Linked DNA regions of Mus musculus: region 1 is linked to region 2. Evidence: chromatin loops called from intact Hi-C (ENCODE). Cell type or tissue: gastrocnemius. All regions are shown on one strand. Links, peaks and the distances in the headings refer to the core of each region. The heading gives the core; the rest is flanking DNA.

Region 1 (3,591 bases), core at 600-3,099, 280 kb after region 2:
GAGGAACTGCTAAGTCATTCGCCTCTATGAACTGGAATTCCTTGAGCTATAAGTGTGGGAGCCCTGCCACCTGTCACAGGTAGTTTCGAGCGATAAATGACACAGTGTAAAGCAAAGGGCTTGGTCTGGGCCTCCTGGCAGTGGTGGTTACATGGAGCAGGGCAGGGGCTACTGCTCTGTGTGTGAGGATTGATTAGGCTTTTTTGGTTAGGCTTTTCCATTCATCCCAACTGCTCTTTCATCTGCGGAATTCCTCTGCTAGCCTCACTTTGTCTGTAATATTTACCACCATCTAACATCCCCACTGGAATATAGGGACTTTTCTCCCTTGGTAGGTCCTATATCCTTAAGCACTTAAGAGTTTCTATTTTATCAGAATAGGTGATCAATAAATGTTTGAATACAATAATGAAGTTTTGTGGAGGGGGGCAAAGTCTGATGTCAGGTACTGTGTGGAGCCTGAAGCATATATAATTAGAAAAGTGTAGGCGGCTCACGACACCTATAACCCCATCTCTAGAGGAATGAGACACCTTTGGTCCTGTGGGCACCTGCCCTCAAAATGCACATGCCCCCACACACAATTTAAGATAACAAATATAAATCTTTGAAAAGAAATCAGGTTGCAAGTAAAAATTTATTAGTAAACATGTGTCTAGTATCAGAAAAAGCACGAAGCTAGGAATGTAGCTGAGTTGGTTTCCTAGCATACACAAAGCCCTGAGCTGGATCCTTGGGGCCACTTGAACCTGACAGACTGCCACATCCCTGTAATCTCAGGAGACAGTGGTAGAAACAGGAACACCAGAAGTCAACGCCATCAAACACAGCCTGGGATACATGAGACCCTGTTTGGGAAAAAAGGAAGGAAACATGTGATGTAATATTACCTTGCATGTAATTCTTTTTTCTTAGCTATGTATTTTTAATTTCCTTTTCATGGCAGTGAGAAGATAGAATTTGTTCATTCCTCTAGAATAGCTGATGCATTTTTATTGATAGGATACATAATTTTTACATATAGGCACATATCTAATAGTCCATATCTAAAGAGCTTTGTGTCCCCAGGGTAAGGGGGAATGGACAGATTTTTATTCTGTTTTGTGTATTAATTACATTTAATAAGGAAGAAAATACACTTCTAAGGCATATTTACAGTTGTAGTTTTATATTATCACCCTGTTTTTCTGATAGGTAAGGTCTTGCACTTTTCTTCTTTTTTTTTCTAGTATAGAATAGAGTTTATTCAGGGCATGGGGAGGGGAGTTAAGAGGGTAGCAGAGGCAGAGAAAGGCAGAGAGAAGGAGAGAGTAGAGAAATGGGGGCTGGCCATGGCCACCACATACCAGTGGACCCTCAGATAACAGTAGACCCTCAGATAACAGTAGACCCTCAGATACCAGTGGACTCTTAGATAGCAGTGGACCCTCAGCTAGCAGTGGACCCTCTTGGGCTGCCTTAGGACCTTGTTACATAGCACTAGGGCAACACGGTGTATGAACAGCATTCTAGGAGTGCATTTCAATGTACTCGAGACTGTAGGAAACTTAAATGTACTTCCACCCTAATAGCTCCCAGATGCGCCAACTGCTCCTCCAAGTTCCCTTCTCAGGAGAGAATGGCACAGGCAAAGTTACACTGGACAGCGGAGCAGTCATAAGTGATTACAGTCAGAATTACTTTTTGGTAAGTTTTACAGAAACATATGACCATGGGAACATTTTGCTTGGGGCCTTACCAGTACCAGGCCCGTGTGAGAGACCTAGAAAACTAAGTCAAACTAGTTTTCTTTTTTATCATCAAATTGCTTTGATTGGGCATTTTTCCACCCCATGCTTGATGCCAAATAAACTAGTAGGGTTTGGAGTGAAGGTCCTAAATGCATTTTCATTGGCCAGTGGGAATTTGTTTGGGAAGGAGGAAGTGATGTTGGAAATGAATTTATAAGACTTTACTAAATACTTTGTCTACTTCTATAAAAGTTGCAGGTTTCTTTTCTGTAGTTGTTATTATGGAGAGCAGTGGAAAGCAGACCACAATATCTGAATAACAAATCAATCTCAGTGTTAAAGGTATTTATTTATTTATTTATTTTAGTTTTTTTGAGACAGGGTTTTTCTGTGACGCCCTGGCTGTCCTGAACTCACTCTGTGAGTTGGTCTTGGTTGGTCTTGAACACAAGGATCCACAGGCCTCTGCCCCCCAGGCGCTGAGAGTAAAGCCATGTACCACCACACCCAACTAAGAGTATTAATTGAACTGTTTTAGAAAAACAGAACAAGAACAACTATAACTCTTAGACAAGAGACAACAGTTGTTCTTTCTCTGGAAGGTTGGCAACTATCAGTAGAAACTTGAAGGCCATTACAGATGTTTTCAGGAAGGTATGTGGTTTCAAAGGTAGCATACTTCCATCAGTGCAAACAGCTGGGAAAGAAGAGAGAAGGGAAGGGGTGGGTGAGGGAGGATCTGTATCAGGGGGTATTAGGAGGAGGGGGGCAGATATTGGGATGTAAAGTGAATAAATAAATCAGTGAAAAAATAGAGAGAATTAGTGCTTTATCCTCTCCCAGTAAGTGCCACTATAAGTGTTTGGGGTTGTTTGTAAGGTAGGATGGGTTCATTTTGGTTCATGGTTTAAAATGCGTGATGGCGGAACTTAGTTTCTGGGAGTTGTAGAATGCACACTTCATCCTGGCCTTCCCACTCCCCACTTATTGGGTGGAGCATCAGAATGTGTGCATGGTGCAGCTGTGGAGGGCTCTGAAAGTGGAGAGGTGGTGGCCAGTGGAGATGAAGGCCAGAATTTGAAGAGCTTCCTGCCTTCCCCCCACTGTCCCCTGGCGCGCTATCAGAATGTTCAGAACCTGGAGGTGGGCTTCAGGTGGGGATAAGGAGAGCGACACAGAAGCTTTCTAGTTTGGGATTTAGAGGAGAGACGGGAAAACCCACCATTTTTCCTCTTTGCCTCTCAGTCATTCCTGTAACAGTTGCTTTTCTCCCTCTCTCTCTTGGAGCTTTCTTCCCAGGCCAAATACAAGGCAGGAAATCCATGGGCAAGCAAGGCTATGAAAACCCCAAATTTCTGGCTAAAGGATTGAAAAGGGATCCGTATGAAGAGGGGAGTATAGTGTGGAGAGCATAGAGAGCTTGGGAAAGTTGCCTGGTAAAGTTTATGGAGTTAGAGGCTCAACACTGAGCATCTGTCACTCAAACACTGAGAGCTCAGGATCTGGAGAGATGGTTCAACAGATAGGAAAGCACTGTCTGCTCTTCCAGAAGACCTGGGTTCAGTTCCCAAACTCCACATAGCAGCTCACAGCCATGTACAACTCCAGTTCCTAGAGATCCAGTGTGTGCTTCTGGCCTCTGCAGCTAGGTCAGACACATGTAGGATTTTACTGAAGGACTATCAGGAGCTCTGAAGTGGAGTTTGTACTGACACAGTATTCCATAGAAGACTGGATGAGACTGGCATCCTGAATCTAGCCAGGCCAGTGTCTGCTCATCAGAAATACCAATATGCTCTACAGGACTTAAATAAGACCCACACTCCAACAGCACAGTGTTCTAAAAGTCTAGGATCTACTC
Region 2 (3,591 bases), core at 556-3,055:
AAAATAATATGCAATGTCCCTTGTGGAACTGAGACACAGCACATGCTTGTTAGAGAGATTTTGGGAAATCCAGAAAAATGCAAAGCCAGCACAAACCAGAATCTCCGGGGCAGCTGCTGCTACTTCTGTAGCTTTTCTTTTTCTTCCTTGCTTCTCTTTGAGAGGCAGCATCTTGTCTTTGGGGATCCCAGACTTGGCTTATAGTCACATTATCCAACAGTAGGATCTGGGTGCAGACAAGGTGGTGAGAACTGAGGCCCCCAAGAGGCGCCAAGGGGACACAGAAAAAGACCAGGTTGCACCCCTGAGGCAGGACAGCCACTTACAAAGCAATTCTTAAGAAGATCGAGAAAGGTTAAGGAGCCACAGCAACTAACTTGCCCCCAGGGCCTGGGTGACCAGCCTACCCCGCAGGTTTCCCTAACATTGTCCAGCTGTGCTGCATGACTGATCCCATAGGGGAAAGTCCTTACACGAGAGAAAGCTAAGTAAGTCTTCGAGTCTCCCAGACCCAAGGTTCATCCTCAGTGAAACCAGAAAAGGAATAGACCCTAGGACAGGTTTCAGCTGGTTCTGAAAGTTGATGTCCTAACTTAGGGCTGGGGTGTGGCCACGCAAGGTTTGTGTAAGTGTTGTAGGGAGAAGTGGCCCAGACTGGCATTCTGTCAGGAAAAGCCAGATGCTCTGGCCTGACAGGGACCCCAGAGGACACACAGGAAGCCTGTTCAAAATCAGGCCTTAGGGCAACAAGTCAGCTTCAGAACTGCTGGGTTTGCCCACGCTCCTCCTGTGGGCAGGCCTTAAGCTGGTGACAGGAGACTGTAAGTCCTCACCTCAACATAGCCCAAATGCAAGAGAGCAAAAGGGCCTCGGTTTGGAGGTGGAGCCAACCCAGTACTAGTTCGGCTTTAATGAGCCTCGACACAGAAGGGCCTGGGAGCTACGCTCCGCTCCCGCACCCTCCCACTCCGCGGACCAGCAAGTTAAAAATGCCACTATTTGCATGACCCCGCCTCTCCCCGCCCCTCCCGAGTGGCCGGCTGGGCAGGCTATTTAAACCCCGGTCCCCGCGTTAGGCAGGCGGTCCGCAGTCGTGCCTCACGCCTTCCTAAGCTGCGCGGGTCTCCGGAGTGCGACGCGAGCTAGCGGAAGGGAACTGTGCGGCCAGTCGGTCGTGCGGTGACTGCAGCCACCTGCCCGAGCCCCGTGGCCCGCCCTCAGATCCCGGCGATGCGCCTCGGCGCCGCCTGGGCGCTGCTGCTGGCCGCAGCCCTGGGGCTCGGGACGCGCGGGGTGCGCGCTGCCGTGGCCCTCGCCGACTTCTACCCGTTCGGCACGAAGCGCGGCGACACCGTCACCCCGAAGCAGGACGACGGCGGCTCAGGGCTGCAACCACTCTCGGTGCCCTTTCCGTTCTTCGGCGCCGAGCACTCCGGACTCTACGTGAGTAACCCCGAGCTCGAGGGGGCTCCGGGGAGGGCGCCGCTGCCCTCCACCCCAACTCTTGCCGCTGCCGCCGCCAGCAACTTGGCACCGCGGCAGCCAGAGGTGGAATGAGGACAGCGCTTCCTCTCTCCCGCGGCCAAGGCCGGACAGCGACTGGCGGGAGAGGCGTGGGCAGGGCGGGGCGAGCAACCGCCAGGGCACCTAGGCGACAGCCAGGCCAGCGGAACGCGGCGCGCCCCTGCTGCTCAAGGCCCGACCTGTTTGGGACGTTGGCAGAGTTCGACAGGCTTCCGCAGAGCTGCGGGTCCCCCAGTGCCTAGTGGGGAGCCTTCGATCCTGTTCCTTCACAGTGAGCTATGTGGTAGTAGGCACATGGCCTCTGGCCACAGTTACCCTAGTGGGGTATCTGGCTTGTGATGGTCTCAGCCCTCTCTAAGCCATTTCAACCTCACCCACAGTTAACACCCAAGGCCCACAGCCAGAAGGAATTCGGGCATGATTTGCTTAGTTGCAGGAGACCTGCGCTGGGCAGGGCTGGCAGCTAGGGGCAGTGTAGAGGGGCTTACCCCTTCCCCTCCCCATCTTAGTCCCCTGGAGGTTGGCCACCAAGATCAGACCCTCTAAACAGGGCTCCCAAGGGTAATTCCTCACTCCAGCCCCAGACACGAATGCTGGAGAGGTCTCAGTGGATTGCAGAACCTGAGTGCCAGCCTCCATGTTCTCAGGGTCTGACCCTGCGCCAGTCACCTGTGCACAAAGGGATGATCTGTAGTGAAATGAGCCTCCTGAATTACTCAAATCCACTTAGAAACGCCAGAGCCAACGTAGTCTATAGTTAAAGCACCATCTTCTCACACACCCTCTGCCGAATCCAACACCAATCACCATTAGCTCTACCAATGATTTTGCCATTAGTGCCACCACATCCACTATCACCGCCTCCACTGGCACACTCACCTCCGCCATAAGCACTGCTGCCTTCAGCCGCCATACTGTCATCCCTACCATCTTGAACACTGCCTCCATCACCAGCCACGTGGTCTGCATTGCCATCCTCCTGGCCACCACTGTCCACGGGGCCTATTCACCGCCACCACCATCTCCAGAACCCTGTACCCCACAGTGACAAACATCACACAGTCCACCACTGTGTCACAACCTGGTGGCTGACTTCCCTGTGCCAACTCAGAATGGCCTCCTCACCTTGGTGGCAGTGCCTGGTGCTATAACCATGGAGGGGCATAGAGGGAGAAGAAAGGGAAGACATCCCTGATAATCCTTCTGCCCTGGGACTTGGCAGAGCAAAGATTTCTTATAGTAGGCAGTAGACAAGAAGAGCTGTGTTCTGGGTCTGCCCAGCAGGAAGAGGCCTGTACATCCTAGGAATGTGGAGACTCACCCTAACAGAGCTGTCTAAATGTTCTTTAAGCATTCTGGCTAGCCTTGGATTTTCCACTCCAAGTCACAGGTGAAAATATTATTAAAATGTTTAGTTGACCTTTTTAACATGAGCAACCGACCTCTGGCTCTTAGAGAAATACACACCCTACCAGAGCCTCTCCCTGAAATGTAGATACTCTTTAGAAAATACTCGCTGGTGTGGTCATGGTGCGCACAGCGAACCTCACCTTTCCCATTGCTCTGTGGGAAAGGAAATGGAATTCTCCGAGAAGCCGCGCCCATACATCTGGCCTGAAACAGCACTTAGGGCACATGTATAGGTGACAGGCCACATCAAGGCTATGTGGAGAAAAGGAGGCAATGAGTCTGGAGCAGGGTGTCTGCTGAGTGTCCCCAGCCCCACCCAGGCTGAGAGGACCCCGGATGCCTCTGCTCGGGCCCTCATCCTGCATAGTGAGGTAGGGCGTCAGTAGCTCTCCTGGCTTTGACGGCTTGCCTAAGAGTAGGCTTGTTGGAATAGTGAGTGAAAGAATGAATGCCCCATATTTCTGTGTCACTCCACATTCCAACAAGAATGTCCTTAGGGAGGCTCAGACCTGTTCCCAGACTGACAGCTCCATCTTGAGGGTGGCTCCTATCTAGAAAGGACCTTGCATTCAGCCGCTTGCTTCCTTGTGTCCTAGTAACTGGCCCTGGAGTTGCTAAGAGCATGTGGTGTTGCTTACACCATTTGAGCACAGGTAA

The links. Peaks named below come from ENCODE experiments on the same cell type or tissue, not always from the same donor. Only the 100,000 strongest peaks of a DNase experiment are listed, where the experiment ranks them.
Region 1: it touches region 2 in a loop (3-fold over the local background); 1 of 42 quality-filtered maps calls a loop at or near these places.

What each region holds. Positions count from the first base shown.
Region 1 is chr1:93,515,620-93,519,210 of GRCm38, forward strand. All of the region lies in intron 1 of Farp2 (FERM, RhoGEF and pleckstrin domain protein 2), which reads left to right. Among named protein-coding and RNA genes, the nearest start is that of Farp2, 5.3 kb to the left of the region's middle. In gastrocnemius, for the core only: no CTCF peak of the experiment used is centred there; no DNase peak of the experiment used is centred there.
Region 2 is chr1:93,234,759-93,238,349 of GRCm38, forward strand. It overlaps Sned1 (sushi, nidogen and EGF-like domains 1), which reads left to right and starts at 1,139. Exons shown (of 31, transcript NM_172463.4): 1 at 1,139-1,443. The coding sequence starts at 1,231. In gastrocnemius, for the core only: a CTCF peak has its summit at 1,987; DNase peaks (open chromatin) are centred at 1,043, 1,577 and 1,946; H3K4me3 peaks cover 2,389 bases; H3K27ac peaks cover 1,873 bases.